Regions from separate parts of the Homo sapiens genome. Here region 1 is linked to region 2. Evidence: read pairs that join two places in POLR2A ChIA-PET (ENCODE). Cell type or tissue: endothelial cell of umbilical vein. All regions are shown on one strand.

Region 1 (4,000 bases), 810 kb after region 2:
AAAAAACAGACTTCTGCCCAGAATTATTCTTCTATGGTGCTGGTGGAAGTGGGATGAGGCCTGTTTCAAAGTGAATTTAAAGGAGTGAAGCTAGTGGACTGTGAGTTGGACTAAAATGCAGGAGGCCAAGCAAATGGCCATCAGAAGCCCTGCCCCAGGCCTGTGCCAATTCCCATGAGGGCGTGAGCTGGATGCTGCAGCTGGACTCTGCTGTAATGGACACGGTGGCCCTCTGGGACCTGATGCTGACAGTGCATCCTGTGACCATGGGAAAGCCTGCAACCAGAAAAGCCAGCAGCACAAAGGGGCGTAGCACTTAAGTCTGTTGTTATTACTGCTATTGCCTCTTCAGAATACTTCCCAATAACATGCTCGTCGAAATGGAATGAAAACCAACACCAAATGCTTCCCAGTTAATAACAGATCGCTCGAACTGTGCAAGATACAGGCAGATATTAACTCTTGTTCTGACTCAATTTCACTTTATCATGAAAATACACTGGACCAAATCTATGCATCTGAGTCCAGACTGGAGTTGCATCACAAAAAGTGATGAGGAAAGACGCAAAAATAGTCTGAAATTTTGCCACAGATGCAACTGAATTTATAAAGGTACGTAAATATTTACAAATGGGACTGGTATATCAATGCAGGCTGGCAACAGACCCTCTGCCCTTTTAATCAGTTCCATTTCAAAAGAACTCTTTTGGTATTAAAAATAATTTAAAAAGGTCAGAGAGGCAATAGTAGGGAAGGGAGGGAGTATATCACACGTCTCCCTGTTTAAAAATTCTGTAATCTCTAAAAATAAACTAAGGCAGCTTTTTAAGTTAGCTGGCTCAGTTTCCACTGCAGGGGTTACATAATCCTCTGAGAATAGGCCGTAGGTTCTTAAAATTTTAATACAAAAGTTATTCACAAATTGGTTAAAAAGTTTCCATTTCCTTTTTGAAAAACCTTATTGAAGGTGAGGGGGAAAACACACTGCATGTAAACACCATTCTTACACAAAATCCTGCTCCAAAAAACCATGGTTTGTATATTAAAAAGCAAAGAATGCTCCCTCCTTTACATTCACAACAAACTTCCATTAGAAATTCTGCTGTGTGGTGATGAACAGAAAGGTAGTCCCATCCAGCTCGGTGTCTTCTGAAACGTCACCTGCCCCCTCCACAAGAGAACCGCTGGCTGCATAATAATGGCACCAGGAGACCGCGGTGCTGGGTCTTGTTGGTTTGAACAAGCAAAATGTCTGCATGGTATCTCGGCTCCGCAAAGAACCTGTCAATGCATTCTCCACACCAGGCGGACAATGTAACGTAACAGTCGTAAGATAACCATTCGTGGGTGGTCTTCGGCTGCTTGGTAATTATTCAAAAATACCTGAAACAACAAAAGGAAAGCTTCTTAGTTTCTCCCTAATTTGGGGGTGGGGAGGGGTGGGAGCCCATATTTAAGTGAACAACCAATCCCATCTTAATCACCATGAAAGGCACCTCTTCAAGAGCACTGTGTCACAAAGCACGATGCCTCCCAGAGATTGTGAAGAAAACTTGTTTTCATTTCCCTGCAAAGGGGAAGACATCCCTACAAAAAGGGCAGGCATACCAATGATTTACTCCTTAAAATAGGAAAAAAAAAAAAAAAAAAAAAAGCACTCAAAAAAATGTTTGAAAAACTCAAAGAGGATGTAAAGCAACTATCTTACCACCCAAGTTAACTGACATTCAAATATGCTGCAGATTCCCCCAGGGGTGAATTTCTGGTAGCTGTAATTTATTTGAAAAACCAGTGATTTGGAGTAATCTGCCCTAAGAAGCTAAATAAAGTCTCGCAGTGATGCGCCATTGTGCCTCTGGCTGCTTGGCTATGATAAACACCGTGACCCAGAGGGGTGCCCATGGTCACAGACACAGGCAATGTCAACCCCCATCCTCCCACCTTCTCGGTATGGGAAGGAAAGAGCAATCCAGAACATAAAAAAGTCTCTGTGTCAGTGACCAGCATATGTTTGTTACAAACTGAGAAACTGTTCAAAAGGAAATCACCAGCTTATCCAATGCTTTCAGGGTCCTCAGGTCTTCCACAGCGCCCACTTTCAGGTTCTAATCCATTTTGTGAGTATGTGCAAGGTATAAATTCACAGTCACCAAAGGCAGCGGCAACACAACACCTCAACCTCGACGCCATGAGCTACAACCTGGTTCACTGTTCAAGTCTGAAATCTGCCCTGGACATTTCTTAATGACTAATCCACACGAGACCGGGCTACATGACTGTCTCTCCACAAACCCCCTTCTCATTGGGTGGGGGATACCTCCAACACACCGTCGCGGGAACCACCTGCCATGCATCAGGCTGAGACAACTGTCCCCTCAGACCCCGAATGGCCCCCACAGACACCAGCCGCAGCTGCAGCTCCACTGTTTACACAAGCTCTGCCGCGCTTGTTTGACAGAATGGGATTGTGATAAGGCCAGGGCATTTCCCCTTTTCCTTCCATAACAAGATTGGAGGAAATCAGCTTTATGTAAGCGATTCCTGTAGAGGCACTCTGTAACCACAGTCTGTGATTTTTATCTGTTTTACACACAAGATTGCTTTGTTTTGATTTAACTTTCAAAATTACTTTGCTGCCTCTGTGTGAGAATAATTTAGGGGAAGGTTAATTTTAGTGTAGACTAATATTAATAGGTTGAAAGAGACTTATTCAAAATAAAACCACAACTTACTAAAATGAAGAAAGTGTACGCTATGATGGGCTAAGTAATCAATCCAGGCAGAGTTGTTTTGTGCCAACCTGGTGTCATTGCCATGCTTGGTGTGGCCAGAAAATGGGGCTGACTGGGTGTCCACAATCATCAGGACACCAATGAGGGGGCTGGGTCAACGTGAAGGACAGACCCCAACTGCTGACACTTGGTAAGTTTCATATTCCAGCACTGGCAGCGTCCAAGGGAAGAAATCTCCTGCCCACTCTTTGAGGACAGCAGGAGGCTGTGACCAAGCTTAAGTAGAAGTCACCTCACAAGAGAATCTTTCCAAGGTTTTTAGAGTTCCACTTTCATCTCAAATGTAAAGGATATGGGGTATTCAAAGACATGTTGGAGAGGGTGGGGAAAATGCAGGAAATTTTGGCAAAAGTTACACCCAATCCCTGACTCATGAGAAGATGCTACAGCATCCCAGTCTGCAAGTGTGCGGGGATGCCTGCCCTCTCAGACGGCGGGCATGACAACATGGCACACGCTTTTAAGCTGACAAGCAATTGCTTTTGGACGACATTCAACAGAGGAAGCCATTACCACGGATTCAAAGAGCCGTGCCAGCCCAGAAAGCATTTGACAGCTGGCACGGCCGGCTGGAGCTGCTGTTGGCTCGAAGTGTATGCCCGTATTGCAAAAGACAGCTGGAGGATGGGCAGCCCCTACCTCTGTAGACTGGCTGCCCTCTAATACCTGCAGCCATAAAAATTACTGTGGCTTATAGTCGGGGCCTGGTGACACTAAACTGGGGCAAGTGGCCAAAAGCTGCAGTGGGGCAAAGACGCAGAACTAGGACTGATGGCTCAACGCTGCTCAAAGCGCCAACAGCTTCAGCCAGCTCCAGTGAAATCTCCCTGCGATCTAGATACTGAGGAACGGCTGCTACAATTCAGCTCCTAAACCAGGGCCTTTGGTTTTGGGGTGGTATAAAGGGTCAGGAGGGAGTCTGAAGCAATTAGAGAAAGCCCCCTAAGATGGAATTTACTGGTGAAAGGTCAAAGTAAGGGCACACCCAGTGGCTTCTGGCCAGGGTAGCACATCCAAGATGGAATTGGAAAGTCAGGACTAAAGATGACAATCCCTGTATTGCAGGGGAGTTGCCAGTTAAAGGCAAGTATGACACTAAGACTGAGCCAGGAGCTGTCATTTGCAGTGTGAGTGGTTCCTCGCATCTAACATGGGCTAAGACAATAAACACACCCATAAGCGGATCATCAGCAGCCATGCCTTGACCG
Region 2 (4,000 bases):
CTGGTTATATAAATCTCTTTGTAAAAGATTACTGACTGAACAAAAATAACAACAGTGTAGCAATGGTATTTTAAGATACATTAAAGTAAAATATTTGACAACAGTAGCCAAAAATATCTGAAGGAGAAAATGGAATATATGTGAAATGGTATAAATCACTTGAAGGTACACTGTGATAAGTTAAATATGTACACTGTGAATCCTAAAGCAACCACTAAAAGAACAGAAAAAGAGCTATGGCTAATAAGCCAAACAAAGAATAAAAAATAAGAATCATAAAAATATTAAACATAGAATCATAAAAATATTAATATTAAAAATATAAAAATAATATTTTTAAATGAAGAAAAAGAAGAAAAGGAGAACAAATTACAGATAGAACAAATAGAAAATACGATGCAATTAAACCTATCCATTTGAATGATTCGATTACATTTTAATGGACTTGTGGGTTATTTTATGTGTATATATGTGTGTATATGTACATATATATAATAACCTACACACACACACACACACACACACACACACACACACACACACACACACAGGTTTTTGTCATGATTTCTGGCTTACAACTCCCATAGCCCTGGTTACAATCTTTTGCTATGATGTTGGGTGCTTTACGCCTCAGGGGCAGGCCTCAGAAAACAATCTCTCTGACCTCTTCCCGCCCTCCTTTCACCTGCCTCAATGCAGGACTCTAATCTTCCCCATCTTTCTGACTGTGGGTCATAAGACCCTTATTACAAAGGGGGTCCTGACCCATAACCTGGAGGAAGGAATGCTGACATCATGAAGCTTCCACAAAAAAACAAGAGAACAGGGTTCAGAGAGCTTCCAGATAGCTGAACATGTGCAGGTTCCTGGAGGGTGGTGCGCCCAGGGAGGGCATGGAAGCTCCACACCCTTTCCTTCTATATCTCATCCTCCGCATCTCTTCATTTGTATCCTTTGTAATATCCTTTATGATAAACTGGTAAATATAAGTATTTCCCTGAGGTCTGTGAACCGTTCTAGCAAATTAATTGGACACAAAGCTGAGGTCATGGGAAACACTTAGTCAGAAGTTCCAGAGGCCCAGACTTGTGATTGGCATCTAAAGGCTGGGGACGGGGTTGGGAGGGAGGGGAGGCCTGGGGATTGAGTCCTCAACCTATGGGATCTGAAGCTATCTCCATGTAGTGTCAGACTTGAATGGAGGACACTCAGCTGGTCTCCGCTGCAGAGCCGACTGCTTGCTGGTGGAGAGAAATCCCCACATATATTGGAGTGGCCGAAGGCTTCTGTATTGACCACTGTGTTGGTAACATGTATTGATTGTTGTGTTGTGAGAGAGCATGTTTTAAAGTGTGCTGCTATTATCTCCTATGTAAAAGAAAAGATTACCTATACATAACACGGCTAAGTTTTGTCACTGAATGCTTTTACAGTATGGAGGAAATATCTTTCCCATTTTCATCAGTCGCCTCAATAATTTTCTCCTCCAGAGACAAAGTCCAAACAAAGCAAAGTTTCAACTCTCAGTCAGGCCACTGGGAAGGGTTTGTTGAATCACATGTCATTGGGGGCAATATACATTCTGAACCCCAGGAATTACCTCCTTCAGTCGTGCTGGCTAGAATCCAAGGGCTCACTGCAGACCAGCCTATTTCATTCATGCAGGAAACACCAATGCTGTAATTAGCCAGGGCTTGCAGCTGCTTGATTTGGTACAGATGTGGTAAGGCAGAGGTGTTAAAAATCATGACTGAGCCATTACTCAGCGGATCAGCTTCCTTGACCTAAACGAAGAGTAAACATGAGGACCGGGCATTAGTAAGGTGGTGGGAATGTCAGGCACGGGGCCTGTGTGCATTCGGTGCACGTGGCCCTTCCTCTACGCTAAGGGGAAGGACCTGCTTCCTTTCTGGGCACACACACATTTTACCGCTAGCATCACTGTGTGTTACTCATGCCCTCGGACAATAACTGAACACCTGAGGAAAACGCCTAAAATAACAATTAACAATTCTCACTGTGGCAGGTAACGGAGCAAATAATTATGATGATTAGAATTCATATTATACTATAAAATAAAGCCTCTCCTCTCTTAGAACCTCTTCGATTCTTGACCTCTTTCAGCTGCTTCATGGAGTATGCAACAGAGGAAACAGATATAATATGTGCTGGCAAACCCTGAAATATTTACTATTTTGCCTTTTAAAGGAAATATTTCCCAAATTCTGCTTTTAGAGGATGGGTTTCTTGCTTTCTTTTTCTTTTCTTTTCTTTTCTTTCTTTTTTTTTTTTTTTTTTTTTTTGAGATGGACCTTCGCTCTCTTTGCCCAGGCTGGAGTGCAGTGGTGTTATCTCAACTCACTGCAACCTCCGCCTCCCGGATTCAAGCAATTCTCCTGCCTCAGTCTCCTGAGTAGCTGGGATTACAGGCATGTGCCACCACGCACAGCTAATTTTGTATTTTTAGTAGAGATGGGGTTTCACTATGTCGGCCATGCTGGCCTCGAACTCCTGACCTCAGGTGATCCACCTGCCTTGGACTTCCAAAGCGCTGGGATTACAGGCGTGAGCCACCACACCCAGCGTTTCTTAATCTTTCTTTTTATTATGTAACCTAAGGAACACTGCTCTTGCCTTGAGGCTAACTTTATTTTATTTTATTGTTATTATTATTACTACTTTTTTTGAGATGGAGTCTGACTCTGTTGCCCAGGCTGGAGTGCAATGGTTTGACCTCCGTCTCCCAGGTTCAAGTGATTCTCCCACCTCAGCCTTCAGAGTAGCTGGGATCACAGGTGCCTGCCACCACGCCTGGCTAACTTTTTTTTTTTTTTTTTTTTTTTTTTAGTAGAGGTGGGGTTTCACCATGTTGGCCAGGCTGGTCTTGAACTCCTGATCTTAAGGGTTCTGCCTGCCTTGGCCTCCCAAAGTGCTAGGATTACAGGCGTGAGCCAATGCACTCATCCTGAGGCTAATTTTAGTGTGTCCTTTATTCTTAACCCCTTCGACCCCAACAGAAATTGAATTCCAGAGGCACACACAGGAAATGTAGATTCTTGGCTTTTTTTTTTTTTTTTTTTTGATGAGGAGATATAGCAAAGGGTCATTTGCCCCTCCTTCAGAAAACTTTTCTCCAAATCTCCTTTAAACATACTGCCTTATCTTTCCCTCCATAACTCCACCAGTCTCTCCACATCCCCCTCCAAATCTCTGTATACATAGGCAAGAGAGGGCGATTCCCAGCACAAGTCTAGTCCTGGGCGAAACTTCCATCTCTTTCCTCGCATACCTCCTGTCTGGGTATGGGGATAAGGGAGAGTATGGGATTTTGTTCTCCATTACATGCTTTTTCAAAATTTCTGTAATATGTGGCACTTATAAAATCAGAACAGACAAAATGATATCGGGTAAAACATGCAACTGAGAGCAATTTGGGAAAAATCCTCAGGCCACAAAATGTATTACTGTTAATAATGGGCTTGCAGTTCTGGGCTCTGGATATACAGTACTGTAATTTCAGGCTATGTGTGCTTGAATCTTAGGTCAATGAACCAGAAATAAACATTCTGGAATTCCAAATCCCCTGGCAGATACCAGGAGTACGGTGTGGGGGTTGAGTTTCACCTCTGACTCAGACCCCGTGGGTGACAAGAAGGTATCATTTGGCCTGAGGAGCCACCAGAGGAGAAACGAGAACCCAGACGCTTGTCTTGGTGGTGGCTGTTGGCAGACATCACTTTTTGTTTGTTTCACTTTAGAGTGTGCACCTACTTCCTGGTGACCAACCACCAAAGCGAAGGTGGAGGAAACCTTTGGCTCTCCTCCCCGCCCCACTTCCAGAGACATGTGGGGAGCACTTCCAGGCTCAGGGACACTGTCTGAGAGCACGTTCCTAGAGGAAAACAGAGTTTCTATAACAGTCCTTCTCAGTCAGTGGGTCCTCAGGGAAAACAGGCATGAAGTGGCAAGAAGTACATGGGAGAGCTAAAATTAGAAATGG

The links. ChIA-PET counts read pairs that join two places held together with the same protein. Peaks named below come from ENCODE experiments on the same cell type or tissue, not always from the same donor. Only the 100,000 strongest peaks of a DNase experiment are listed, where the experiment ranks them.
Region 1: POLR2A ChIA-PET joins it to region 2 with 5 read pairs; 1 of 35 experiments calls an interaction of 5 or more read pairs at or near these places.

What each region holds. Positions count from the first base shown.
Region 1 is chr2:111,161,516-111,165,515 of GRCh38, reverse strand. BCL2L11 (BCL2 like 11) reads right to left here. Exons shown (of 4, transcript NM_138621.5): 4 at 1-1,383. The coding sequence ends at 1,285. Among named protein-coding and RNA genes, the nearest start is that of BCL2L11, 43 kb to the right of the region's middle. In endothelial cell of umbilical vein, no CTCF peak of the experiment used is centred here; DNase peaks (open chromatin) are centred at 2,425 and 3,325; H3K27ac peaks cover 1,108 bases; H3K27me3 peaks cover 406 bases.
Region 2 is chr2:111,973,073-111,977,072 of GRCh38, reverse strand. MERTK (MER proto-oncogene, tyrosine kinase) reads right to left here. Exons shown (of 19, transcript NM_006343.3): 7 at 1,601-1,784. Among named protein-coding and RNA genes, the nearest start is that of MERTK, 76 kb to the right of the region's middle. RefSeq lists an enhancer at 1,587-1,881. In endothelial cell of umbilical vein, no CTCF peak of the experiment used is centred here; DNase peaks (open chromatin) are centred at 1,062 and 1,782; H3K27ac peaks cover 3,815 bases.